7 separate regions of the Homo sapiens genome follow, and regions 1, 2, 3, 4, 6 and 7 are each linked to region 5. The links are chromatin loops, found by intact Hi-C in ENCODE. Cell type or tissue: IMR-90. All regions are shown on one strand.

What was found. Peaks named below come from ENCODE experiments on the same cell type or tissue, not always from the same donor. Only the 100,000 strongest peaks of a DNase experiment are listed, where the experiment ranks them.
Region 1: a loop joins it to region 5, with 2.6 times the contacts of the local background. A loop is called at or near these places in 2 of 110 quality-filtered maps.
Region 2: it touches region 5 in a loop (3-fold over the local background); 2 of 110 quality-filtered maps call a loop at or near these places.
Region 3: a loop joins it to region 5, with 11 times the contacts of the local background. A loop is called at or near these places in 74 of 110 quality-filtered maps.
Region 4: a loop joins it to region 5, with 21 times the contacts of the local background. A loop is called at or near these places in 86 of 110 quality-filtered maps.
Region 6: it touches region 5 in a loop (2.5-fold over the local background); 25 of 110 quality-filtered maps call a loop at or near these places.
Region 7: a loop joins it to region 5, with 13 times the contacts of the local background. A loop is called at or near these places in 38 of 110 quality-filtered maps.

The regions. Positions count from the first base shown.
Region 1 is chr11:115,868,208-115,872,207 of GRCh38, forward strand. All of the region lies in intron 2 of LINC02698 (long intergenic non-protein coding RNA 2698), which reads left to right. Among named protein-coding and RNA genes, the nearest start is that of LINC02703, 49 kb to the right of the region's middle. RefSeq lists a silencer at 1,845-1,894. In IMR-90, a CTCF peak has its summit at 1,775; no DNase peak of the experiment used is centred here.
Region 2 is chr11:115,621,782-115,625,781 of GRCh38, forward strand. No RefSeq gene overlaps it. Among named protein-coding and RNA genes, the nearest start is that of LINC02698, 36 kb to the right of the region's middle. In IMR-90, a CTCF peak has its summit at 2,495; a DNase peak (open chromatin) is centred at 1,340; H3K27ac peaks cover 1,324 bases.
Region 3 is chr11:115,502,696-115,506,695 of GRCh38, forward strand. CADM1 (cell adhesion molecule 1) reads right to left here and starts at 1,720. Exons shown (of 12, transcript NM_001301043.2): 1 at 1,576-1,720. The coding sequence starts at 1,699. RefSeq lists a silencer at 1,746-1,905. In IMR-90, CTCF peaks have their summits at 545, 1,873 (motif pointing left) and 2,325; DNase peaks (open chromatin) are centred at 546, 1,786 and 2,296; H3K4me3 peaks cover 2,414 bases; H3K27ac peaks cover 449 bases; H3K27me3 peaks cover 215 bases.
Region 4 is chr11:116,274,354-116,278,353 of GRCh38, forward strand. No RefSeq gene overlaps it. Among named protein-coding and RNA genes, the nearest start is that of LINC02151, 220 kb to the right of the region's middle. RefSeq lists an enhancer at 1,262-2,212. In IMR-90, a CTCF peak has its summit at 2,418 (motif pointing left); no DNase peak of the experiment used is centred here.
Region 5 is chr11:115,332,794-115,336,793 of GRCh38, forward strand. All of the region lies in intron 1 of CADM1 (cell adhesion molecule 1), which reads right to left. It overlaps LOC105369509 (a long non-coding RNA gene), which reads left to right and starts at 784. Exons shown (of 2, transcript NR_135108.1): 1 at 784-825. In IMR-90, a CTCF peak has its summit at 2,302 (motif pointing right); a DNase peak (open chromatin) is centred at 518.
Region 6 is chr11:115,674,977-115,678,976 of GRCh38, forward strand. LINC02698 (long intergenic non-protein coding RNA 2698) reads left to right here. Exons shown (of 5, transcript XR_001748394.3): 2 at 1,710-1,805. Among named protein-coding and RNA genes, the nearest start is that of LINC02698, 18 kb to the left of the region's middle. In IMR-90, no CTCF peak of the experiment used is centred here; a DNase peak (open chromatin) is centred at 1,995; H3K27ac peaks cover 904 bases.
Region 7 is chr11:116,222,582-116,226,581 of GRCh38, forward strand. No RefSeq gene overlaps it. Among named protein-coding and RNA genes, the nearest start is that of LINC02151, 280 kb to the right of the region's middle. In IMR-90, a CTCF peak has its summit at 1,978 (motif pointing left); no DNase peak of the experiment used is centred here.

The DNA.
Region 1 (4,000 bases), 540 kb after region 5:
AGGCAGCATAATATTAGATCTTTTTAAAATCAAGGTTATTTTTGATGTGTAAGGGCTTCTTCCTGTCATTTTATTAATTGATTTCTGGTTGTTTTGTATATCCTTTTTTCTTAAAGCATTTTCAATATATTATTCCATTGTCTCTTGGCCTCTAATGTTTTTGCTGAGAAATCTGTTAGTCTGATGGGGAGTCCCTTATAAGTGACCTAGCTGCTTTTCTCTTGCTGTTTTTAGAATTCTCTCTTTGTCTCTGACTTCTAACAGCTTGATTATAATGTCCCACAGAGGCTTTTTGCATTGTTTCTGTTTGGAGAACTCTGTGTTTCCTGGATGTCTAAATCTCTTGCTAGGCTTGGGAAGTTTTCTGCTATTATTTCATTGAATAAATTTTCTAACCCTTTTCCTTCACCTTCTGGGACACCAAATATTTATATATTTAATTGCTTTATGGTGTCCCAAGTGTCACATAGGATTTGTTCATTGTTTTTTATTCTTTTTTTACTTTTAGCTGACTGAGTTATTTCAAAAGACATGTTTTCAAGTTTTGAAATTCTTTACTCCACTTGACTTATTCCATTGTTGAAGCTTTCAAATTTATTTATTTATTTATTTTTTAATGAATTCTTCAGTTCCAGAATTTCTGTTTGTTTTTTTTTAATGTTATTTATTTCTTTGCTAAGCTGCTCATTCATGTCCTGAATTGTTTTTCTGAGGTATTGTTTTTATGTGTTCTGTTTTATCTTACTGAGCTTCTTTAATATCATTACTTTAACTTACTTATCCAGGATTTCATAAATTTCTTTTTGATTGGAACCTGGTTGCTGGAGAATTATTACGTTCCTTTGGAAGTGTCATATTTTGAAGTGTCATATTTTACTTGCTTTTTTATGCTTCTTGTGTCCTTATGTTGATATCTGTGCATCTGGTGTAACAGTCACTTCTTGAATTTTTTAAAATTTTGCTTTTGTAGGGGACAATTTTTCCTAAAGATATATCTATGATTTCAGTTGGGTAAGGCACTTTGGCTTTGATTCTGAGTATGTGCAGTAGTGTAGTCTTCATGTGACTTATTTGGCTGTACACAGCACCAGTGGTTTCTGTGATTTCCTCAGTGGCTTAGGGTGTGGTTGTTGACGAAGGATGTAGTGATGTTTTTCTGGGGATGGGGATACCAGGTGGGCCTCTCCTTGGGCCCCAGTAGTGGCAGTGGCAAGCTGAGCATGCCTGTCCTTGGGATCCAGGGTGGCATATTCTGGCACGGATGTTAGCAGGTTCAGGTCAGCTTATTCTTGGGCTTCCAGGCAGCCTACTCAGGTGCTGTTAGTGGCAGTGGTGGGCTTCGCAGGTGGGTGTGGCATGGGTGATGGAGGTAGCAGTGGTAGCGCTAACCTCTGGGTCCTAAGCAGTCTGCACTGGTGTTGACAGTGGCTGTGATGGGCTAGGTGGCCTAGTCCCCAGGCCTGGAGGTGGCACATGTGGGGAGGGGGGGATGCCACTCTGGTGGTAGCAGAAGGCTAGGTGATCCCACCCTCAGACCCCCAGAAAGACTGCTCAGGTGCCAAGGATGGTGGATCAGGCTGGGTAGTCCCCAGGCCCCTGGATGGCATATTTGGGCACTGAAAAAATGGAACCAGGCCAGGTAAATCTGTCATCAGGACCACTGGTGGTACATGCAGATGCTGTCTGTGGTAGGCCAGGGTGAGGTCATCCCCAGGCCCAAGGCAAAATGTTTAGGTGGGTGTGGCAGCAGCTGCACTGCAGCCCTGCTACTGGTGAGGGCAGTGTTGCTTTCAGCGGCAGCAATCATATGCCGGCAGCTGGGAAATATGCACTTTATTTATGCTTTGGCCCCAGCTGCTATAGCCTGCAGCAGCAGCTGCTGCAAGTGGGGGAGTTTGTCTTTGAGGCATGTGAAAATGCATGGAAACTTTGCTGCTGGTGGCAGCAGGATCTTTGCCAATGGCTAGTGCTTTAGCTCTGGAGGCAGCAGCCAGCTGCAGCAGTGGCTGCAGGTAAGGAATATAAGTTGGGCTCCAGAGATGTGGAAATGCAGGGGCTACTGGGCCCCTGGACGGGATGCAGTGTTGCGGGGGCTGGGCTTTTAATATGGAACCTTGCTGTAGCTGCTTATGGCTTCATGAGGGAAAGGGTGAGCCCTAGTATGAGCTCCCTCTCCGGAGCAATACCTTCACATGGTCTTTAGGCAGCTTCCTATGTTAGTCACAGGGATTGCGAGGGTCTAGGAGTTTTCCTGTAGCTAAGATGCAGGAGTCCATGGTTGGAATGTACATCACTGGAGGTCACTTGCTTACTCTTTCCCTGCATTAGAGAGCCTCTCCAGGCTCTCAGCCAATCCTACTGAGCAGTCTGCCTTGCTTCCCTCTCTTTTCCGTGCTTTAAGTGTTTTCTGTTACTTCTATATTGAATTCCAGTGCTCTCTCTTTGATGATCTATTTGAAGTGTGATTATCTACTCACTATTTGGTTCTTCTTTGTGGAAAAGGCGTTTACCAGATGCCTCTAGTCAGCCACCTTGAAGCCCCTCAACATTAAATTTTGAAAAAGTTGCAGCGTAGTATATATAGTATGAAAGCAATATATAAAAACACACATGCATGTATACACATATACATGTGTGTATATACATATACATATGCACAAGCACAGTTATAAACTTATATAGAATATATATTACACATTAATATTATTTACTATATAATACACCTAGACTGTTAAAATATATATTTGTATATTTTTATACATCTATATATGTCAAAGTGTGTTCGCGTGTATGTATGTGTATATCTCTGTGTGTGTGTATATTTATATATATATATATACATTTTTTTTTTTCACAGTGATTATCCCTGAGGAGTGGCATTGGGGGGAAGGTGTGCAAAACCAGGAAATTTTTACTCTTTGATTATAAACTTCTCTAGTGTTAGACTTTTTTTTTTTTTACAGTTAGCAAGCATTACTTACATATTTTTTAATTAGAAAATGTGCATGACGCACAGTAGGCAGTGAATAATGGTAGCTCCTATTTGGAGAAGGTAGCATTTACTGAGTTTTGCTATGTGTCAAGAGTTGCTTTAGGTACTTTCACATAAACTGTCTCGTCTAACCCTCTCCTGCTGCTGAACCACACCTCTTGGCCCTTGGCTGAGTCCTCTTCTTGCCACACTAGCTGCATCATCCTGTTCTCCAAGACACACACAAACCCCAGATGCCACCTCTGCTCCAGCAAAAAGGGCCCCTTTGGCGCTGGCCAACTCCAGGATGCAAGTGGAACCAGAGGAGCATCAGAGGACAGAGGTGTGCAGGCAGCATGCCCAGTGCAATTAGAGGCGGATTAAGATGGAAACAGTGTGGGGTCCAGGCGTGATGTGTTTTTGTCATCTTGTCTCGGATTAGTAGTAATATATCTGCTGGTGTGATGGACGCATCTGCTTTCGTTTATTCTGAGCCCTGGTAAGCTCACAGGCTTGGATTAAAGCAAAATCATGCTGAGCGAACATTGCTATTTAGCTACTTTTTCCCCCTCTCTTTTTCTTTTCCATTTTCAAGTTTTAATGTGAATGTAGCAAGAAGCCATTTTCATCCAACATGATGACTTGGAAAAGATGCCTCTACTTCTTATATTCTGAAGGGGAGGAGGCCTGAACCAGAAGGTGGGACCTGAGAGGTCAGGTGTGTATTATAAAGGGCAGAAAAGAGAAAGGAGAGAGATTCTGTGGGTTGTAGAGAAAAATGTGAATTTGTAGGAACAGTTCTGAGATGACTAGATCTGCTACACTTTCCCATTAAAGCAATAAACAGCCACCTCCTCCAACAACAAAGTTGACAGTGCCCTGTATATTTCACTCCACATTTCACACCTCACAGAGGATTGGGCTTCTCCTGTCTTTTCTCTTGAGTCTTGGAGGAAGCGGGCTCTGGACCTCCCTGCCTCCTTACTGCTCTGCCATGCTCATCCAGCCACTTCAAGTGCGAGACAACCT
Region 2 (4,000 bases), 290 kb after region 5:
GTAGCTGGGACTACAGGCGCGTGCCACCAGGCCTGGCTAAATTTTGTATTTTTAGTAGAGATGGGGTTTCACCAGGTTGGCCAGGCTGGTCTTGAACTCCTGACCTCAAGTGATCCACCTGCCTCAGCCTCCCAATGTTCTGGGATTACAGGCATGAGCCACTGCACCCAGCCTCTATTTCATTCTTTATCCAAGGTTCACTTGACTCTCCCAATTTTCTTGGAGTTATCACTTCAAAATCCCAAGTAAGCTATATGAGCCTTCTAGATCATGTCCCAGAAAAAGAAAGGTGCTGCTTAGGAATTGTCGGATTTGAGCTGGGGTGAAGCTAAGAGCTCAGAACAGGGGGACCCCCTGCACTAGAGATTTCACAGCTTCATGAAGGCCACCATCTTGGGAGTTGGGAGATTCTTCTGGCATTTGAACTAAATTCCTTCTACAATAATAATAATTGTCTTCTGTTTTATCTTGAGATCAATGGAAGCAGAGAGGAATAGCTGCTGTCAATTACGCTATACCTGTACAAGACAAATTTCTCACCCAACCTCCTTGCCCTTGGCTGAATCATCCAATCCTGAACTTCCATGGAGAAGAGAGAAGTCCATGGACAGGGATTTTCCTCATCAGCTGCTCCTGACCACAGTATTGGGGTTTGAGTGCTCAAGGTGCCCCTAAGGAACCATCCCAAGGGTATTTTCCCTAGAGGTCTCTTAAGAGTTGGGTGAAATTTAAGAAGAGCAAGCTGCCTTCCATCTGCTATCCCCGGGGTCATGTGCCCCCAGATGGTGCAGGATGAGTGGGGGCAAAGGGCAAGGGGGAAGTATGTCAACTGGAACATCACAGAAGTCTAAATAAGGACTGTTCTGTTTGCCATCCATCTCTTAATTTTTTGATCTCACTAAAGGAATACAACCCTATAATAAACACTCCAGCCTTACATAAATAAGCACCAGCTTGCAACTGCCTCTGTAGCCAGCTCACTGGATTCCTGAGATTAAGAACACAGGTATACCTCTTAGAAGGTGTCACAGCTAGGAACTATAAAAGTCATCCACAATGAAAGTGATGAGACACTTGGGTGGGTAGCCAAATGGTGTTGGGGTGGGGTCGGAAATGGGGTAAATGCTACAGAAACAGCTTCCCTGGGGATAAGAAAGCCTAGGAGAAATGCTGGTGTCTGAACAGTCCAGATGTAGGAACAGTTGAAACAATCTTATTTGGGCTTGAGCAGCCAAAAGACTCTGGAAATCCAGGTCTGAGCCTCTGGAGCTTTCTTTTCAGCTGCCCCAGCTGCACATTCCTGAAAAGCCAGCACTTGCACGAGGCATCTCCCAACTCAGACATGAGTCACGCCAGCTTATTTTAAGTCCTGACCTCTTCCCGGGAAGGGACTCTGACATGGAAAGCCACGTGCTGTGAAGCAACCATGGACCCCGGCCAAGGGAAACAGAGGCCCCCAACAGCTTCCTGACAGTGTCCTTCCCAGAAGCCCAGTGTGAGCAAGGGCCAGGAGCAGCTGTGGGCACTCATGCCCCCTCCCTTGCCAGGGCGGAACAGTGGGCCGCACCACACCAGCAGCTCTTGTACCCACCGTGATGCTGCTGACGGCTGGGGCAGGGGGTGCCAGGCAGTGAGGGAAGCCCTGTGTGCTCCTCTTTCCAGGACTCTGGCCTTGGTTTTCCAGTCCACACCAGATTGTCCTGAAAGGCTACTGCAGTCCTTTGGGGATAAATGGACAGAGGGAGTATGAAGCCCATGCTCTCTCAGCCAAATGTATTTAAGCCTTTTAATAATTCATATCCCCATTTCCATACACAGCCCCACTTAAAGAGGGATCCCAGGGAAACCTAAAAGCTTTTCTGATTGCACCAGCTCATCCAGCATCTTCATAAAAGGTTCTCAACTGGCCTCTCAGAATCGACGGCAGCAATGCTTATGAAGAAAACTAATAGTTCCAGCTGGTAGTCATTGAAAAGTCACTTAATATTTCTCAGTGCAAGGAGCTCAACTTAATGGGACACAATGTTTTTTCCCTAAGCAGTTGGGAAAAAAAAACCTTGACATCATATTAATAATGTCAAGTTTTATTGGCTCTCTTATTTGACATGATATTAAACTTTTCAGGCTCTATCTCGACTGAGGTACAAGGTTGTTAAAATGTGGACAGATTGGAGCGCTACAAAAATGTGGCATGGAAGAAATGCCTGTCCAGGTGAGTGTAGAGAGATGGAAAGCCGGTGACATGGGGCTTAATAGACAAATCTACTTTGCGGAAAAACTCTTAGTACGTCACCTCCTTCCCTACACTGCCTTCTTTCTGAGACCGATGATGCAGGCACCTTAGGGGAAGATGGGGCTTCAGAACTCTATGGCATAGGGTTGTTCATTGTCCTCTGCAAGTCTAGTTTTCTGGACAGAATAAAGTGAAGACATCATGTTAAGACAGATTACAGTCTATGAGCATAGCTTTGCTCCATAGCACCTCCTTGGGACAGAAAATTCCCTGGGTTTCTCCTTTTTTTTTTTTCTTTTTTTGAAGGAGTCTGGCTCTGTCACCCAGGCTGGAGTGCAGTGGCGTGATCTTGGTACACTGCAACCTCTGCCTCCCGGGTTCAAGCGATTCTCGTGCCTAAGCCTCTCCAGTAGCTGGGATTACAGGCATGCACCACAACGCCCAGCTAATTTTTGTATTTTTAGTAAAGAGATGAGGTTTCCCCATGTTGGCCAGGCTGGTCTCAAACTCCTGACCTCAAGTGATCCGCTCGCCTTGGCCTCCCAAAGTGCTGGGATTACAGACGTGAGCCACCATGCCCTGCAACTCCCAGGGTTTCTAATAATAATAACAATAGCTAACTAACATGACCTGGTGCAACCATGTGTCTGACACCATGCTAAGTACTTTCCCATGTTTACCCCTGTTGGATCCGCACAAAAACCAAAAGAGTTAGATGTTATTGTTGTCACCATTGTCCCCATTTTAAGAAAGAAAACTGAATGAAAGAGGCATCGTATGATTTTCTAAGTCTGATGGCTAGTAACAGACCTGGAAATCCTATTCAAATAGGCTATAGCCTGAAATTATATGCTTACCACCCTTCAATATAATGGGAGCCATTATGAAGATGAAATATGTCACATATGCAAAGTCTAGGGACCCCAGCCTGGCCCTTGGACCTCTCCCTACCCTGGACACCCGTCCTCTTTCACCATTTTCACTGTTGGGGACTGAGAGGCAACCAAGAGGGAGGTTTATCCAGCAGGCAGTCAGCACTGACTTCGCCTGTCAGGCGCAACACCATAAATAACATATTTTAACCAAAGAACACCCCAGCAACCCAATAATGCATATCTAAAGCCATTTTGACGTTGCAGAGATACAGTAATACTTTTATGCTTTGTTTAAAGAAATTGTTTGCAGCATATTTGTAGTGAAATCAGTCCAAAGAGTTTATTTGGGATGATTGATTTATAGGAATCCAGCTCCCATACCCAGAGGATGACACTTAAATCATATCTTCTTTTCATTTATAATAAGGAACAAAATGATCATATTTTGACAAGTCTGATCATTTTGGGGGTTGAGCAGGTTCCCTCAGTGGGCTCAGTCTATAGCTCACAGAACTGATAGAATATTATTATGTCTCATTAAAATCAGCTGCAGCTGCTTCAGATGGCGGCCCCAAAGAAAACAAAGCTGCTGGCAGTTTATCCTAGAGTAGTCAGTCTACCTACTGATTTTTAAGAAGGGGACAAGTGGAAATCTTTTCAGTTGTGCTTGCCAAAGCCCATCTTCCCTGGGTTTGAACTTAGAACATCTCCTTAAAACAGACCGGCCCCACCTAGGGCTGACATCACAAGTCTTTCTGTGTCCTCTCTCCCCGCTTGATGCTACAATGCTGCTGCAGCCTCTGGCCTTCTGACCCCACAGAGGCTGTATCCCATTTCTAGGACTAATGGGAATCTAAACTGCCCAGGCTTAATGGGGAGGGTGACATTTGCT
Region 3 (4,000 bases), 170 kb after region 5:
GAGCTCCTTTGCAAGCCTATTTTGGGGGCAAGCAGCCAACCCGGCGTCCCCCAAATCTCAAGCTAGCACCCCCACACATCCCCCGTCTCCTACAGCGTGTCTCCTGCGGTGTTTACATAACTGTGTGTCCTCTAGCGTGTAAACAAAAGGCACAGCCCAAGCGGAGAGGCGCCCCTGAAGCAGCACCGTGGCCCCAACGCTGTGCCCGCCCGGGCCTGGGGCTCCGCAGGTGGGGGCTGAGCTCTCGGCGTCCTCCGCCACTTGTTGCTCCCGGGTCCTGCAGCTCTGGAGCTGCAAGGAGGGGCTTTGCAGGCTCAGAGCCCTGCTGCATCCCCTCCTGCATCGCCGCTCGCACCCCGCGGCCCCGTGCCACTCGGTCCCGGCGCCCGCCTGGAGCCTGCAGCAGGGGCCAGAGGACGCCGCGCGGCTGCCAAGCGCGGCGAGGTGGCGGGAAGGGAGGCTGGGTGCAGCACAGCCGGCCTCTCCGCTGAGGAAGAGCTCCGGCTCCCTTTTGTTAGCAAAAGCAAACACTGCCCTCTTCTTTCCCGACCGCGCCAACGCGCCCGGCACACGGGCAGCCACACATCGGGCTCCAGCCGAGTGCTCGGTGTCTTCAGGGAAGGCACCGGGCGTGCAGAGCCGCCCCTGGGCAAATTCCCAAGACTGCTCTTCACGCAGGGAGCGCGCGGAGGCCCGCAGGGTGCCCGCCTGGCCGCAGAGGCCGCGACGCCCCCTCCGCCACCCTCGGGCCGCCGAAAGAACGGGCAGCCGGGAAATCCCGTGTCCCCACTCGTGGCAGAGGACGCTGTGGGGCGGGCGGGCTGCGGGCTCCCGGCGCCTTCCCGCAGAGGCGGCGACAGCGGCCGCCCCCCCCGCGGGGCCGGGCCGGGGAACTTTCCCCGCCTGGAGCCGGGCCAAAAAGACCCGCAGCAGAGCCGAGGGGGCGGAGGGCTGCGAACGGCCGGAGGGAAACACGAGAGGCGTGCAGTTTGGGGACAGGGGAGAAAGGCAGAGCGCGTTGGGGGAAGGGGCAGGGGAGATCAGACAAGTCTGGGGATGTCCTGGGGACCGGGGAGAAATCACGCCGCGGGCGGCTGGGAGTCAGCCACCAGGAGGCTTCGGGGATGGAGAACTGGGGGGGCCCTCTGGAGAGGTGGGGGCGAATGGACAGCCCTGGGAGGTGGGAGGACCTGCAAGTTACGGGGAGAACGGCGAGTTTAGAAGGGTCCGGAAGGGTTGAGGTTGTCTTTGAACCATCCCCTTCCCCCATGCTTTACAGCCCCCGGGCCCCCCATTCTCACTCCACTCTGCACCCCGCGCCAAGCCGGGGAGAGAAGGTGTGGGTGCAGCCATCCCTGGGGACTCTCATTCACACTTAGCCGGGCAGGGGAGAAGGGGCTCACAGATGCCCTCAGCCCCTTCCCTCTCAGCCCTGAGTTTCCTCTCCACACTCCCTCCGCTTCGGATGTAGGAAGTGGGGGGAGGTTGTCATGGAAACGTTTCCCCCCTCTGTGGCCAAGGCTACTGGGGTGCCTTCGGAGATTTAGGGGCCAACCGGTCGGTGCCCACACCTACCTGTGGGGATCAGTGCCGCGGCGGAGAAGAGCAACAGCAGAAGCCGGAGCCGGAGCCCGGGAGGCGCCGCCGCCGCCGCTGCCGCCGCACACTGGGATCCGCTCGGCAGCACTACACTCGCCATGTCGGGCACCTGCCTCAGACTGGCGGCGTTGGCTGCCTCCGGAGCCCGAGCGGACAGCTAATGAGATGCTAATGACATGCGCTGGAGGCGGAGTCCGGGCAGACCAATCACAGCGCCGCGAGCCCAACCCGGCTCTCGGAGGGCCTCGCTCCCTCCCCCACCCCGCCCCCTGGCGCTGGCGTTCGGCGGCGCGCCCGCGCCACCTAGGGGCGGGGCCAAGGGGAGGGGCGTATGCAAATATGTTTATGTTAAAATTCGGGTTTTGCTTTCCCCGGATCAAGGAAAAAGTGTTCTCCCGGGCGCCTGGCGTGCAAGGACTCGGGCTCCAGGGGGCGGGTCTAGCTTCTTGTACACCTTTATTAGGAATGTTTATAGCAATCGCTGTATCAGACCGACGACTGGAGAATCTCCCTTAAGAGGGTCCTCTGTCCCGCACACCGAGTGCATCTGGCCTAGCGAACCAGACGTTGCAAATTTCCGTCACTCACCTTGCACCGAAGGAATAGATCTTTGGGAACGGGGGCTGTGCGGGAGTGGAGAGTAAGAAGGCAGGTCCCCGGATTGACAAAACAATCTGGGAGAAGTGCATGCGTGCTTTGCACGTCCGGCGGAGCGGGAGAGCCCGCTCAACAGCCTAGCGGTAGACTCGGGGATAGTTGGAGAAGGCAGCCGTAGAGTCGGGTTCTGAGATTTTCCAGTCGGTCTTTTTGCGGCAGAATCTCGGGAAAGGTAGATCGAGGAGGGTATGCTCAGGCTCCTCCGCTTGTCGAGGGTCTCCTCCCTGGTTTTAATATATAGGTGTGTGTTGAATATATGTGTGAAATATTTGTAATATTAGATATTTAAGATTACACAACAACGGAAAAAATTAGTCAAGGCTTCAGGTGAAGAGCGGGGGTGGTGGGAGTTGGGGAGAGGGAGTGTGGTGAAGGCAGGGTCTGCCGTGTTCCTCCTTCGGGGCTCAAACCCTCTCACTCCTCCTCTGCGCCCCCAGCCCTTCCTAAGGAAGCTGGGGACCAACAGGTGCTCCGAGCTTCCCCTGTCTCTGGGAGAGCCTCTCCTGCTAAAGCGACTTGCATCTCCGGACTCACTCTCCCTCCCCGAAATTCTCTTTGCTTTCTTTTCAGCCAGGCAGCCGGCTCTCTTGTTTGTCTGCTTTTTAATTACTTATTTTCTTCCCCTCTAGAAGATCGTGTGCGCTCTGACCCTCTGTTGCTCAAGCATCAAATTGAAGGACGAGCCATATTAAGTGTAAAGGTTTATAATAATTTAAGTATTCATAGAATGCAGAACAATAAGATGTAGGAAATACAATTTGCATAATAAATATCAATATCACAACAGCTAAAACAAACCATGACAAATTATCTGTGGCTAAATGACCAAGAGATTACTGAATGTAAATTGCTAAGTCTGAGCTATAGTCTAGAAGAGCTGCGCCAAATGACTTCCCCAGCCTTCTGTCCTCATCTTGCTATAAAATAAATAAATAATACATATCAAAAAGGAAGTCATGATCTGCCAACCCACCAAATGAGTTACACTTAAAAACAGCCTCCTATTATCCATTATGCATAAACTAATTTCGAGACTGCCCGGTCTTCACAGCCCTGGATATTCTGCTCTGTAATTACAGGCCCCGATGCATGAACTGCAGGCAGTCCTTCAGAAGTGGGGAAAGCTCCAACAGGAGAACAGCACTACAGGAGACAGGAAACCATTGCCACGTGGGTGCCAGGATAATGCCCAGTCTGCAAAGTCCTACCCGTTCTTACTACCTCTGGCAGTGAGGTACCTGGGTCGGACCAAATAGAGAGCAAAGTTCCACCAAAATTGGAATAAAAAAGTTAAGGCCAGCCGGGCACGCTGACTGATGCCTGTAATCCCAGCACTTTGGGAGGTTGAGGCAGATGGATCACCTGAGGTCAGGAGTTCGAGATCAACCTGGCCAACACGGCGAAACTCCGTCTCTAATAAAAATACAAAAATTAGCCAGGCGTGATGACACACACCTGTAATCCCAGCTACTCAGGAGGCTCAGGCAGGAGGATCACTTGAACCCAGGAGGCGGAGGTTGCAGTGAGCTGAGATCGCATCATTGCACTCCAGCCTGGGCGACAAGAGTGAAACTCCGTCTCAAAAAAAAAAAAGTAAGGCCATATGTATGCTGAAAGTGATATGTAAACTATAAAGGCAGGTCCTATATGGCAAGAATCCTGACACAGAGCCTGGCACATAGTAACATTATTATCTGCCGTTACTATTATTACTACTCTTGCATTCACTGAATTCTTAAGTATT
Region 4 (4,000 bases), 940 kb after region 5:
GACCCACCTCCCACCTCTCCAATCCAAGTTGGGCAAATGGAAAAGGAAAGAAGAAAAGCAGACACGTTCTGAGCCCCCTCCCCAACCCCCCCGTAGCCACCTCCTTGCTCACACCCTCACCTTCAGAGTGAGTAATTAAAGTTCTGCTGCCTGTTACGGAATAAATGGTACATGTTTTAATTACCCCTGAGCCTACCCAGGCATCCCCACACCCCCGCCCAAGTCTGTGAGTCTATGTGGTTTTGAGGGGGACAGTTGAGAGAGAGAAAGAGAGAGAGAGAGAGAGAGAGAAAGTGCTTCTGTGATGGTGACAGCGGTCTGTCACCCAGGGCCTGGCATTCACTGGGGAACTGTCAGTTACTAAGGAAACTAGGAGGGAGAAAGGAAGGGAGAGAGGCGGTTAGATCCAATTTTGGGTGACAAGTGTGAGGCATAAAGATTTTGGCCTCCTCTGTGCATCCCAGCCTAAGTGAAATCTCTGGGGGTGGGCAGGGGGTGGGCCAGGGAACAGGCAACACCAGGAGGCCACGCCCTTCTTAGGAACCTAAGGCAGGTCAGAGGGAGAGAGACGCTAAGGCAAGATCAGCACAGGACCAGGACGGTGACCAGAGCAGGGGTGTGTGTGTGTGTGTGTGTTCGCATGCACACAGCTGTTCACACCCATGTTTGTGTGTGCCTGCCTCTACATTCATCCTTTCTGTCTTTTGGGTATTTTCTGTTATTTTCCTTTCGTTTTCCTCCTTCCTCAGTTTGTAATGTATTTAATTTCCATCCTTCCCCCACTCTGATTTTTTTGGTTATTCTATTCTGTGTCTTCTTCCTTTCTCTTTCTGTCTCTTTTCTCTCTCTCTCTCCCTCCCTCCCTCTCTCTGTCTCCCACACACACACTCTTCTTCTCTGTCTTCCTCTCTTCCTCTGCATCCGTCTACTATCTTTTTCTCTGTCTGTTCCCAGACCACTCCCCTCCCCAGCATGGCGCTCTCTGTTTTCCCTCTTCTCTGTCTCTCCCAGTCTCTGGTCCAGACCTGTCCTGGTGGATCTGCAAGGGTGAGAGACCCTGGGGACCATCTGAGCCTTTGTACCCTAACCTGACTCCGCATCCAGGCCTGGCTTGATCCTCCTGACCCAAGAACACACAGAAGCCTGGGAGGAAGGGTCTGAGTGAGTGCTGACATGGAGCCTCAAAGTTGAGTTCTCGAAATCGGATGCCATTGGAATGGGTGGGACAGAGCGCACTGCACAAAAAAGTCATCAGTATTTCTGGAACAAGAGCAGAGAGCAGATCTCTCAACCAAGACAGAGTGGGGAGGACAGGGGGCAGGCTGGGAACCAGTGCACCAAGGAGGGCACACAGGCAGGTGAGGGAGACAGGGAGAAGGGCCCAGGGCTGACTTCTGGGGCTTTTGACTTTCACAAAGGGCACGAAGACATCACAGAAAGAAGCATGTGAGTCACCAGTTCTGACTCAGGCCCTGGCTGGCTAGTGACAGGACAGGGCATTCCAGATGTCACTCAGGAACCCCAAGAGGACTCCAGGCCTGGGGAGAGCTCCTGCTGCCTGAGACAAAGAAGCGCCCAGCAGAGGCAGGGACCTCCCACTTTCTTCCCCAGGACCTGAGGCCTTCACACTTGCTCCCAGGGAGCCCCGCGGGACGTGGCCAGCCTCACTTTCACTTGCCACCATGTCTGTCTTTCACCCCTCACTCTCATCTCTTCTCCTTGGCACTCTATTGACCAGGGCCTGGGTCTTTTCCTGTTCTGCTCCTGGGGAAGACAGGGCCCTGGGCTCGACTGTGGCCTGAGCCCTGGCTCCTGGGGCCCCTCGGGGACAGCCCAGGGTGCTGGAGGGACAGTGCCGCAGCCGTGCTCGTCAGGGGTGCGAGAGGATGACGCTCAGGCTGCCCTGCCGCCAGTGGGCCTCCCAAGCGGCCCTGCCCACAGCAGGGATAGTCTAGGTGGTGGGTGTGGAGCCGACACCACAATCAAGCGTTCACCATGCCTAAAACCAGGGCCAGCTGGGTGGGAGTCACCTTTCTGTGCAGAACCAGGGTCCTTGGGATGCCTCCAAAGATATCATCAGGCCCCTCTCGGTGTCCCCAGCCCTCCACCCAGTCCAGCCAACCGCGCACACACCAAACCCCGAGGAGGCAACTCAGCCCTCCCTCCTCCAGGGGGCGCACTCTGGCCCACACCGACAGCGGCCTGGAGGCACTTCTAGGAAATCAAGGTGCCCTTGGAGACAGAATCCCAGCAGGAGCCCCACGCCGAGTGGGAGAGACCTCCGCCCTGCTTCTGAAGCCGCAGGCGCTGGCCTCAATAATCCCCCAGCCGCGGGCCGATTTGGCATCCTCCGACCCCTGCGGCCACTGCCAGGTAAGTGCTCCTGCCAATGCATCAGTGTAGAGCAAGCCTGCCACCTGGTGGTGAGGCCACCCAACTACAGGCTGGGGCTCTTGAGGGCCATGCTGTCCCGCGCCGAGGGCCCCACACCCGGGTGCCCGCTGGCTCCCGCAGAGCAGACCCTGAAGGCGCGGAGCCCTGCCCAGGGCCCTTCTAGGCACTGCTGAGTTTGTGAGGGCAGAAAAGCAGAAGGTAGGGGTGGGTCGAGTTCAAGGGCTGAGGCAGAAGACCCCCGGGGAGGGCCTGATCCGAGGGATTTGGGAAAGAAGAGATTCGGTCTCCCAAGGGGCTCACACGCCCCTTCCCTGGGCATCTATCAGGAAGCAGCAGCTTGGGGCCATGGAGAGGCCTAAAGCCTGCATTCCACTCCTGGCCCCACCACCGGCCACAGTGGGGCTGTGCACACCGCTCCTACCGCAGGAGTAGGGCGGACTGACAGGAAGATGAGTCCCTGCGCCCGGAGCTCACCAGAGCCCGGATAAGCCGAAGTCGGCAAATGGATGGGACAGGCAAGTGTACTGGGGCAGGAAGGGCCTTTGGGATCTTCTCATTTAACAGAGGCTGCATCATGAGTTCCGTGGGACCCTTAGCACCTTCGTCTTCATGGGCCTCTTCCTCCACGCACACAAATTCATATTTAAATCCTATTTTATGGCCAAGCAAGGTGGCTCACGCCTGCAATCCCAGCACCCCAGCACTTTGGGAGGCAGAGGTGGGAGGATGGCTTGAGCCTGGGAGGCAGAGATTGCAGTGAGCCGAGATCATGCCACTGCACTCCAGCCTGGAAAACAGAGCAGAACTCTTATCTCTCTCTCTCTCTCTCTCTCTCTCTCTCTCTCTCTCTCTATATATATATATATATATATATATATATATTTATATATTTATATAATTTATACATTTATATAAATATATGTATATAATGACTGCTTTGGTATCAAGATGAATGTATTAATATTATATATTAAAAATATTTTCCTCAACCAAAAAGCGTATTCTTTCTCTTCTGACTTTAAAAGAAATTAAAACATTTTTGCATGCCTGCTGTGCTCATGGATAAGTGGGCCCTGAATCCCACCTCCTCCTGTTGCAGATGAGGAAACTGAAGCCCAGAGACAGGAAGAGACTGTTCAATGTCACACAGGGGCTGTGGCAGGGCTGGGGCCAGAACAAGTCTTCAGGCTTCCAGGCTAGGGCTCTTTCCATTACCCATTTAACCTTTTTCAAGAGGTGGAAAAATCCCTGCCACCTGCTGCTCAGGCCCAGGAAGAGCCCCCTCATCTAGCCCACCCATGCCCTGGAAACTCTGGCTGGGATCTGCTATTCCGCCCTCCCTGGTGGCAGCCTTCCCTCCCCCAGCCCTGGCCCTGCAGCCAAGTCACCACCACCACCGAAGCTCTTTGGCCTGCTGTCTTGTTAATTCCTAATTTCCAATTTGCAAGAAGAGAGAGCCTTAAACCTCCATCTCACCAGCCCAGCAATCACACAGATGATCCAAGTATCTCTGGACAGCCTTTAATTTATTTCCCAGTGCACGCGGGCACTGCTGAGAGACTTGATGGCACCAGCTTAAACATAATAAATTACTCAAGTACCAGAG
Region 5 (4,000 bases):
ATAAATAATCTGATAGTAAATGAAGAGGGTTAAAAAATATATTTAATCCCTACTTGTCAACCCAGGAATACAGAGAATGGGGGGAAAAAAGCGATGTTCCTGGATCTCCCTGCGCTTCCCTAAGACCATCACTCCAGCCAAACACTAGCTGACATTTTCTCCCCAGGAACTCTTCACTTCTCACTCTATACACCCTGTGCGAGGTCCTCCTCACCTCACCAGTCCCAGACTAGAACGTCCAATTGCTTACTGGTCTTTTCTCCCTGATGTCCCATCAGTTCTTCAAAATCAAAGCTGTTTAGCAAATTCCTCCCCTCTTTTCCAATCTGACTGCAACAAACTCAAGGCCAACCATCTTTTCTTACCTGATTTTCCCAATGGTGTCCTAATTAGCCTCCTACTCCCCTAAAACATCCTCTACACTACCACCAGGGCAATCTCTCTAAAGGACGATCTGATCAGATCACTTCCTCACTTAAAACCCTCAAAGGCTCCCAGTGCCTACAGGATGAAGCACAAAACCACTTAAGCTCTGAGTCATGCTCTTCTGTTGAGAGATCGAGAGAGAAAGAGAGAGAATGCCCAACATGCCTCCCTGAAAATCATTGGGAGGATCAAATAAAAATGTATGGAGAAGCACTTTCAAAACTATAAAGCTTATCTAGTGGTTCTTAGTCTTTATGAGATCACAATCCCTTTGGAGAGTCTGATAAAAGCTCTGGAGTTTTCTCAAAAACACACATCCACCTACATGTAAAATTTGGCATCCAATTTCAGAGCATCCATGATTCCTCAAAGACAATCTTGACCAACAACCTTACTTAGGTATTTTATTATTTTCACGTTGGTATATAGAATGGGAGTCGGTATCATCTTGATAGCATTTCCAGCCTTACAAACAAGCAAGCAGCTCTACTGTGGGCAGTAACATTATTCATGAAGATGTCTAAAATATTCATCAGCAGAGTCACTGGGCACATAGTAAATATAGGCAGAAAATTAGTACAGTAGTTAGCGTATAGGCTCACAGTCATTTCATCAGAGTGCAGCTGTCCCTACACACAACTGTTAGAAAAGAACAGGTTATTTTGAAAACAATCAGCTGAATTGAGTCAAAAAACTGACCAGTGGGCCTTCATTCTAACTGAATGAAAACGAAGTGAGGTTCCTTCCTTTTCATACAGCTCATGGATGCAAAAACACAAGCTATGCCATAGCATAAATGTTCATTATGCATGAGCCTGTTTCTTGCAGCTGCATCTCTCATGACTTGGCTAAGGCTGTATTTGTCTATATGTCCTTCTACATGTTTGTGCATATTTACACTGTGTATTTTAGTGCTCAAGAAAGCAGAAGGCAAGGAACAATGTTTACTCTGCATGTTTGTACAGGACACATCACACAGAACTACAGTGATGTAGTATTTAAGGGCAGCAAATTCAAACTCTTCACCAGAGTGTGGACCTAAACTCCACATCATAAAGAATTGATCACATTTCCCTTTAGAAAGAAGAATATTATCAGCCAAGTTTCTGGTATCAACCAATGACTAAACCTTAAGTCAATCACAAGTGATGATACAGTAGTCCCCCCCTTATCTGTAGTTTTACTTTCTATGGTTTCAGTTACCCTGGGCCAATGGGGGTCTAAAAATTGATGAGTACAGTACTCATCAATTGATGAGTACCCCATCAGGTGATGGAGAGACCACATTCACATAACTTTTATTACAGCATATTGATATAATTGTTTTATTGTTGTTGTTAATCTCTTATTGTGCCTAATTTATAAGTTAAGCTTTATCATAGGTATGTATGTATAGGGAAAATAGTCTGTATAGGGTTCAATACTATCCTCAGAATCAGACATCCACTGGGGATCTTGGAATACATCCCCTGAGAATAAAGGGGGACAACTATATGCCACCAGAATATCACCACAAACATTTATCAGTGTTTTGAACAGTAAATACACATTCGAGTAGTCTATAACATCACATACAAAGGGGCTCAGTGTAATAGGAAATATACACACTGAACATAAAAACTAAATGTGTTCTTAACAGAAGACTGGCCCCAAACCAATGTCAGCCCTTTAGAAATATGCATTTAATTAACTGTTTTTTGCTTACCTTCTGAAAATTAATATTTTTGGCACATATATTTTAAGACATAGCCCTTGGAAATCTGAACTTATATCTTTCTCTTGATAAATTTCCAACAAGTAGTCATTAGAAATCACTCCAAGTCCTTAAAGATGAGCTTTTCAAAAATACTTGCATTTCCCTATTTTGTCACAAGATGGCAATCTCATGCACTGGTAAACCATAAAAATTCATAGGAAAATTTAATTTTACCACGTCAGGGGTGTGGTTCTCAAAGTTCATAATGTCAGGATCACTTTAAACTCTTAAAAATAAAACTGATAATATTTTTTAAAGAATCTTATGAATCCACTTAATAAACCCATCGCGTGTTAACACAAAGGACATGTTTTTGTGAAAATAACTACATTTTCCACAGCAAAAAAATTAGAAAAGAATTTTGCAAATCTAAAGTTTGGCTTAATAGAGAACAATTGGCTTTTCACATTTGCTTCTTCATTCAATCTGTTGTGATCCATTGTTTATGTTGAAGTATATGGGAAATAAAATAGCCTCATGTATATATATAGTTGTAAAAGGAAAAGTATTTTAATAGTCTTTTCAGATAATTATGGTTTTATTCTCCTTTGATACTATACCAAAACTCAACAAGTGGTGGCTTCTTCATGGTTAAATTGGATTGTGGAATCTGAAACCACATCAAAGAACTTCTCATACTCTGTCACATTAAAATTCATTAGTCAATCCTGCACTTTGAATGGATCTTTTAGCCACTCATGATGTTTTAAAATCATGCACTGGTCATTTGGAAAATATTAGTTCACTGAGTTATGCAGCACTCTTCCAAATGGTGACACATTTCATTATTCAGTATCAAAAAAGTCACATTCATTAGTATCACCACCAATATCATAAGAAAAGTCAATGGTTCATTAGGAAGCTGTCAAGTTCACAGAGGAAGATGCAAGTTTTAAAAAATTCACATTTCCACTTGAAATCTTTAATTTTATCACTGACAACAATGTCCATTGTTTCTCTTAAAATGACAGGCTCACTGCTTTCCAGAAAATGTCTGCCAAATACGCGTCTGAATAACTATAGTTTAACTCAATCTCCCCAGTCTTCTTCCTTGAGACAAGTATGTAGCAAAAATGCTTTATTTGTAATTCTCCTTCACACAAACTATTTTTAAAAACATGTAACTCAAGGTCAAGCTTTCATAAAATTAATAATTTTTACTGCTTCATCAGGGATATTCTTTTTTACTGTATGTGGAGGTGAAGAATACAATGACTTCTAGGACAGTTTAGTGCCACTAACTCGATTCAGGCTAAGGCTCCCACAACTTTCCCCACCATTGCTTTTGCACCATCAGAGCAAATGTCAACACACCCAAAAAAGGCAATTACGTCTTAGTATTATGAGAACAGTTTTCATCTCATCGATCCCTCAAAAGGAATTTGGGAGCCTCCAAGGATCCATGGACTGCACTTTGCGAAACATGCTTCAGAGGTTATAAAAGACTTTCAATTTATGTCAGCATTTAAAAATAAAACCGACTGCCACATTTGCAGAAAAAGAACAAGTGGGAACTCCTAATACAGTAAAACCTCTATTACTAAAACACTTGGTTAATGAGTACCCTTATTTAATTTTCTGATTAACTCTTCAATTATACCTACTCTTGGTTTCTACCCTTTCTGAAAAAAATTTAATTAATCAGAACCAAAATAAGTCAGGAAACACTAGATTTAAGTTCTTTCCTGATGTGTTTGTTCACAATTTAATCCTTTTAAAAGGATTACTAGATTTCACAGCCAGAATTAGAAGCACTGTCATTTCACAGTAGTAAGGTTAAAAATAAGTATGAGTGTTTTTCCAACTTTTTCTTAAAGA
Region 6 (4,000 bases), 340 kb after region 5:
GCCATGCCGATACTTACTTCCAAGCCCAGAGGGCAAACGACGTACCCTTCAGCCCCCAGATTGCCTTTTAAGATAATCTAGAAGAAGCAGCCTTGGCCTGCAGAGGGGAGGGTGGGTGGATCTGTGTTTGGGACCACAAGCCAGGTTCTGCAGTCTCCCGGCTTCCCGTGTAATCGCATGCATAAGTTTGTGGTGAAAACTCAATGGGTCACAGATAAGCAAAAGGTCTTCCGAAAGTCAGACGCTTGAATTCCAAACCCAGTGATTACAGTAATTGTTGGCCTAGGGCTGGATTTGAACCAGTGAACCTAGAATAGCAGAGTTGAATAGGCCTCCTTTCAGAGCCATTCCACCACCAAGTTACCCGGCAACACAGCCACGTGGCTGCTCCTCTGCTCTTCGCTGTGGGCCAAACAGCAGATAGCTCAGGCCATTCTGAAAGAGCAGATATATTGGCGTCTTCCTTGTAATACTAATACCTTATACATGTAGGAGGATTTATAGCTTTCGTAGCATGCTTTTACTTAAGTGGCCTCCTTTGATCTTCATAATGTAAGTGGAGCACATATAATTATCCTCCACTTTACAGATGAGAAAATTGAGTCTCCGGACAGGTATCGGCCAAAGGCTATTGGCTTACAAGTGACAGAAGCAGAGTTGATCCCACACCACCTGATTGCTAGTGCTTCATTCTGGATTGCCCACTCTTAGAAGGTGCACCACTCTATCCCTCCACCGCCACTCAGGGCAGCTTGGAAATCTGGCAGAAGGCTAGCTAGGCCATGAATACTACAAAGGCAGCAGCAATATCACCAAGCTCCCTACCCTTCTTCAAATCTGTTCTTTTTTCCAGCCGTATCTCAGGCGTGCATGAGATGAAGTCCAGAGAAGTGCATGGGAGGTGAGAAGGGAAGGTGGTGAGAAAGATCTTACCCTCTCAGGGTCTCTGCTTTGTTCTCTGTGATTGCTGCCTCAAAGACAAGTCAGCAGAAATATCCCCTGTTCTTCTTGAATCTGAAAACAAAACCATGAAAGTACTTCTCCCTTATCCCTCCCTCTCCAATCACCCAATCTGAGGCACTTTATTTGAGAGGGGGCTTGGGTTGAGGAAGGGGGATTCCTATTTCACTCAGCTGCTGCTGTGAGGGTTTTAGAAACAGGTGACAGTAAGACTGAGGATATCTGTCCTGGAGTCACACCTGGAGCTGTTGATCTTTCTCCTGCTTGAGGAACATAGACATAAAGCTGTTCTTGTGGAATTCACACAAACACTTGATTTCCCCAGAACCCTCTTGCATCCTGAGATGCACTGCCCAGCTTCCCACCTCTGTGCCCCACAAACCTTCCTCTTCCCTGTCATCCGCTCTACAAAGCCCCTGCTAGAAGTTGACAAAGCTGACTGGCTGCTTAATGTGCTACAGGTGTTGTTGCTAGGCAACCACCCCACTCTGCAGCTCAGACTCTGTCAGCCCAAATGAAACCCCTGGTAGCACTTAACCCCGTAACTGCTTAACACAAACACTAATTACGCAGGCCCACCAAACAGCACATTTATAAGCCATAATCAAGGGTCAGGAGGGCGCATTCTCAGCACCTTCATTCCTTCCACCTACACTTCCTACCACTGAGCCGTGGGTCAGGCTGTCACAGGCAGGATTTCGAGGCCTTTTGCCTGTAAGTGCTGGTTCCCTTTTTCCTGGCCATACCAGGTGGACACGGAATTGTAGTGCTGGTCCTCCCTCTGCACTGGACTGGATTCTGCCAAAGTCAACCAAGCGCCTTCAGTTGCTGACTCTCGTCTCCAGGTAAGAGGCTGCAGAGCCTGTTCCTGCATTTTTATTGATGTTTAGGCTAAGCCTCTTGGCCTAAAACCTCATAGTTATAGAAAATTTGTTTCTCTGATGTCTGTATTCGGTTGAGCTGGAGATGACCACCCATTTTTGACAATTCTCCTAACACTTGAGCGTTTTACATTTCTGTGGTTCGGCTCATTTCCCCAGATGGAATAACTCACATTCCTTTAGCTTGACCAGGAATTATAGGAACCTCTAGGCATGTAGATAGATACTTTTGTAGATCAAACTCTAGTAGAATTGATCTGTTCTTGAGTTGGTCTCCCACTTCTAGACTGTGATCACATCACTAACTCATTGTAGGTACTCAACAACTATTGGTGAATGCATGAACACAACCATATTTTAAATTTCCACTTCCTCAACCACAGAGTAAAGTCGACAAAGAAGAGAGAGACCATTAAGTAGCAGAGCAGACTCTCCTATCTCTTCTTGCTTCCTTTTTCTCATGAGATTAAACTGCATAAATCAGATTACAGGAGATCCTGACGAGGCACCAAGTCTTCTTTCTGCAAGTAGTCCTGATTGTAACAGGCAGATCTAGGCCTGCTGGGCCGCAGGTGTGGAGAGTCCCATCTATTCCGGAAAGGCAGCTTCCCCCAGGCAGGCTGGGCACTTTCCCAGGATGCCAGAACACTGGATGGACTTTCAGGGGATCACTACCACCCTCTTTCCCAGCTGGAAAAACCAGTAAACCCTTGTCCTACTGGCAATTGTTTAATTATTCAAGGGTGAAGGAGCAGAGAGATCTTGCTGTTTCTGAGTGTTTGGGCTCATTATTATTTAGCAACAAATATTTCAACCTCAGAACCCCACCTCAAAGTTAGTATCCCGCTCCCTGTGAATGAAATGTGCCCGGTACTGTCCTCCCCTTGTGCACATGTTATTGTTTAACCTTCACCAGGGCTCTCGCATATGGATGTAACCATCTCTGCCCTACATGTGAGAAACAGGTCCAAAGAGGCTAAATAACTCACTCAAGTTTGGACACCTAGTAAGTGGCAAAGCCGGCATCCTGAAGCCTCCTTTTTCCTTCACTATGATACACTGCCTCTCAGGACATTGGAAAACTAGAGCCCAGAGAGGCTGAGTGACTTGCTTGAAATCCTGCTGACAGCGAGTGGTACGACAGAGATTTGAATCAGGACTGATCTGGCTCTAAAGTTCTTATCACGTTTTGTCTTCTATATCACAACACATTTTAGAGTTATTCCTCGTTTCTGTGTTGGATGGTGCCTCCTTAGAGGCGAAATCCGAGTGTCCAGCAGGCAGCCGTGGGTTCTAGGAAGCAGCGTAGACCGTGTCCTGAGCAGACTGTATTCTGAAGTGGCGGGCCTCCTTCCAGCTCTTCTCCACTTCCTTGAAAGGACCACATTGAGGGGGTGAGGAGAGAGAGAAAGAAAAGAAGGAGGAGGAGGAGGAGAAGGAAAAGAAAAGGGAGGGAGAGAAAGAAAGAGACAGACTGAGAGAGAGATAGTAAGGAAGAGAGAGGGAAACACACACACACACACACACACACACACACACACACACACACACACAGAGGGAGAGAGGGAGAGAGAGACTTCTTGTTCTGGCAGCCCCAGTGGCTCCCTGTTTCCCCCTCACATCTTGAGTCAGTAATGCCTTGGCTTTGGGCTAAGCCACTGTTGCCAGCTGGTGGCATTAAGAGTTGGGATTGCCAGCTTGGTCACAGGTGACAGGATTGCAAACATCATCATGGCCCTGGCTCCTTCCCAGCAGACCCAATGGGTCGTAGTAAGCCCCAGTTGGGGAGGTAAATGGAGGTAAAAAGAGATTGTATTTTATGGGTCCAAGTGGGGAGGGGGCTGAAGGGCTCGCCCCATGAGTTTAACACTTTCATGCATGTGGTTTCTCCATAAAGTATTAATAATGTTCCTATAATTGATACTTCAGGGCAATAACCTCTGACAAAACGGCCCTGATTAGCAGATAATTGAGTGTGTTGGATTGTGTCCTGAGAGAGCTGAATGCCAGGCAAGGCCCATTAGCCTATCATAATGACCCCTTTTGTCAGGTATTAGTGTCATTAAGAACCTGCTCTCTGAAATCAGTCCCTTTATTTAACTCTTTTCCCTAATTATATGGATCATTTTACAAATCAAAGCAAATGTTTGCATACAGCC
Region 7 (4,000 bases), 890 kb after region 5:
AGTGCTGAGAACAGGAAGGGAAATCAGGAGAAATAGCTGGAATGATTGTAATAACTGGTGGCCTGATCCCACAGGGAAATCTCTAATTGGCTCAGCCTGCTTTCATCTCCTGCTGGTGGCTCTGCCCATGTGATGATTTCTGTGCACAAGATACACATTTTCTTACATAGGTGTTCTATGTCACCTGCCCCTCTTGGCACTGATGTCGGGAAGCGACAGCATGGCTACCTTGGCCCCCTGCCTAAGTCTATCCCCCAACCCCTAAATGAAGGCTCTCCCTTCGTTTAATGGCCACCTAGACAGCCCCACAGAAACTCCTCCTCCTCTGTTCCTTGCTCTTTCTGATCCATGACCTTCTGGGTCTTCTTTGGGGCCCTTTGAGAGCAGAGGAGGATTAAGATTCAAGGGAGACTGCCCTATCTTCTTCCCAGGCTCACTATTCTACAGTTCTTTGTGGCCTTGGTCCAAGCTGTTTCAACAAGCCACTCTGCTTCTTACTTCCTATCACCCCTACTCCCACTTCAGAAATCTCCAGGAAAAAAGCAAGCAGAAGACACAGAGCAAGCGTTCCCAAGAGCCTGCTCGCCATCCTCAAATCCAGTCAAAGCACTGCAATGTCTCATTTTCCGGGGAGTGAGATGTAAATCTCTCTTCTTATAGGTACCCCCAATCTCCATCAATAATTCCTGTAGAGCCCCCTCCCCCTCACCTGGCTCTGGGAGGGAGTGAGAATGTCTCAACAGTCTCTAAAAGACCATTCTAAAAGAATGGTTTGCTCCTCTCTCTTCTTCCATAGCCTGGGATGTTGGGTACTAGGAAGTGGTGAGGAGGTGGTGACACAACCAGATCTGCCTCTTAATAACCCCTGAAGAAGTCCATATGGTTGATGTCCCTCTTTAGAATGTGGTTCTTACCACTTATTGTACCCAGCTTTCAATCCCATCGCCAAGTCAACATCCTAATACATTTGCCTAGTGTAGGTCCTTCAAGGGCAGTCAAGTTCCACCGCTCCAGAGTGTGCCATAGCCCCCCAAGCAGCCAGTCTTAATATCTGGCCTCCTTTGCTGTTTGCAACCTCTTTCTTTGGCATGTGAGTGCCTAAAGGGCAGGGACAGGGGCTGATGCATCTCTGTATTCCCAGGACCTTGCACCAGATCTGGCACCTCTCAAGCCCACAACAAAAATTTGTTGGATGAATAAATAAAATAAACAAACTTAATTAAGAAATACTGAATAAGTCAACTATTGAATAAAGAAGGAAATAAATAAATGAATGACTGAAGGAATGAATGAGCAAGCCCAGAATCTGACTGGGTCCCCCTCTTGTCTTCCAACCTCCCATGAAGCTCTCAGGAAGCCCATTTGCAGATGGCCCTCAGCTCCTTAGATTCCAGGAGAGCAGGCTGCCAAGCCCATGGATATGGAACTGTTAGCTCAGGAGGCAACAGCCTCACCGTGTAAAATCACAGTCTATTCTAGCCAAATTAACTAGGTAATACTCTGCATTGGTGTAAAATTCTCCATCAAACCATGAAGACTGGCGTTTAAAACATTTAAGACCCGAGAAGGGGAGGAGAGGGCAAGAGAGACCATTGCTTTTCCTGGCAAGTAATGGTGAAGGGTTTCCCAGCCTGGCTAAGCAGGGAGGAGCCCCACCTGGGATTCTCAAAGCCAGTGCCCGCTCCATGCCCCTGGCTGGGCCTCCTTGCCCAGAGCTCCTCACAAGGTCTTTCCATTCTTGGGGTCACTGACCCTACACTGGGCCCTCCTGTGGACATTTAGTTGGATGATGCTGAGGGCATCAGACAGAAGGAAGACTAAGCTGGAATCTCCCCAGGCAAACACACTATGGCATTTCCTGACACCCCACCCCCACCCCCAACCCTCCTTATGGGGAAGCCACCCCTGCACCGATTCCAGAGCACCCTTCATTTTTAGAACCCAGAAGATTCAGCACCTTACATTCCCAGTGGTCCCCGGGGCTCCCCCTAGTGGTCCCATAATTGAAGTGAACAGAGATTATCCCTGAGTCTTGGCTGGATGTTACAAAGAGCATCTTTTTCTGTCAATAACATTTATTGGGCACCTCCCACAGCCAGGTGCTAGGACTCTTGCGAGGGGTCACAGGCCTTGATTACAGGTAGCCTGTGAGCCTGCGGGGCAGTACCGTGTGTCTTTGCCTTTCTGGTGCCCACGATGGCATCGAGTCAGTGCTGGCAAACGCTGTAACAGATACTTGCATTCAGCAATGAAAAGTGAGTAACAGAAACAGTAATACAAGATACCTCCACGTACACCCATCAAACTAGCAACCACTCATCCCAACCCCTCGGGGTTTGGTTCTGGGGCCCCCCCGCAGGAGGGGGAGAAAAGGAGGCAGCCTCCCGGGGGATTATTCTGTGCTGAGGTAGCATACTGGCTGCTGTGCCCTGGGGAGCCAGCTCCCTGCATAAGTGCACAGATAGACAGATAGATCGTATTAAGCATACAACATTCAGGGGCTTCATTTGGAAAAGACACTGATTCTAAATGGCTGTTTGCCATTGACAAGGCACATCACCAAGGCTAACGCAGACAGCTCTGGGTTATCCAGCTTGTATTCCTGCCACCCCTCCATCCCCTGTGTGGGCACACACATGCACCCTAGGGCCCCACTTGCTCTAGCCTTGTGCCCAAGCTGATACTGCATTCCGGGCGGCAGACTGTCTTGGCAGAGACCAGATGCCAGCAGATCCCTCCCTGTCCCCTGGGGATCTCAGGCCCAGCTGTAGTAGCCAGGCAGCCTTGGGACCCTACAGTCTCCACCCATCCCCCACCCCCAGAGCTCATCAACACAACTCCCCATCTCCCTGTCCCCTCTCCCACCCCATCCTCCCTCTTTACTGCTTATGCCTGTGTAGGCAGGAGGCAAAGCGATGCGAATACATTAACATTTCCTTAATTCTATCTGTGCCTCCAAAACTCTGAGTCACAACTGGGTGGGTTTTCGTGCCTGGTGAACTGTCAGCCTCATTCAGAAATGCCATTTTCTACTTTGCTCCTGGATCAGCGAGAGGACAAGTGGCGGGTGGGGGGGCACGGGGATGGGAAGTGGCACACCCAACACTGACTGGCCCTTGACTGATGACAAGATTGAGGCCCCTGCGGTCCCTAGGAGAAGCTGTGTGAGTTTCTACTGAGAACCCTAGAACTTTGCCTTTGTATAGCAATGTTTACATTTTACAACATGCACTCACCTACCTTATTTTGTCATTTGTACATCCATTTCATATAAGTGAAAAGTGAAGTACAAAGATCTGAAATGCCTTGCCTGGATATGACACAGCTAATAATGACAGAGTCAAAGCTAATATTTTTATCTTCTGGGTCCAAGTTCATGCTACGCCTCCTGACCTCGCCGCTGCTGGAAAACTTCCAAAAATGTCACCTTTTCCCTGAAGTTTGAGAGTTCAAGTTTGACCTTGTCACAAGATTCATGCAAAGGAGACTTCAAACACAGATTTTTGGCCGGGAGTTGTTTTTCTTTTTTTCTCTTTTTCTTTTTTTTTTTCTTTTTTTTTTTTTCTGATGTGTTTCTGGATGTTTTAGGCAGAGCACAATTTCTCCAGCTGCTCACATGGTCCCCACCCCCTGCTGTGTTATAGGACCAGTTCCAGTTCACATGTGTCCATTTCCTGCCTGGATCTAGAATTTGAACTTCACACAAGGTTTCTGTCACCTAAGGCCAGTTCTCTATTCATACAAAGAAGGGGGGCACCAGTGGAGTGTGATCTCCATAATGCTGGCCAGCCCCCTTTGCTCAAAAATGACTCACTTTTAACACATATTAATCCTGTGTGCAAGGCAGTCAGTCTGTTCGGCACTGAGTAGATACAAAGACGAATAAGTGTGGCCTTTCCCTCCAGCAATGTAGTCGGACATGGAAAACACACACAATAATTATATCTAAGCCAATGGTGTGGCTACAAAAATGCCATAGAACCAGGACAGCCTAGGGTAC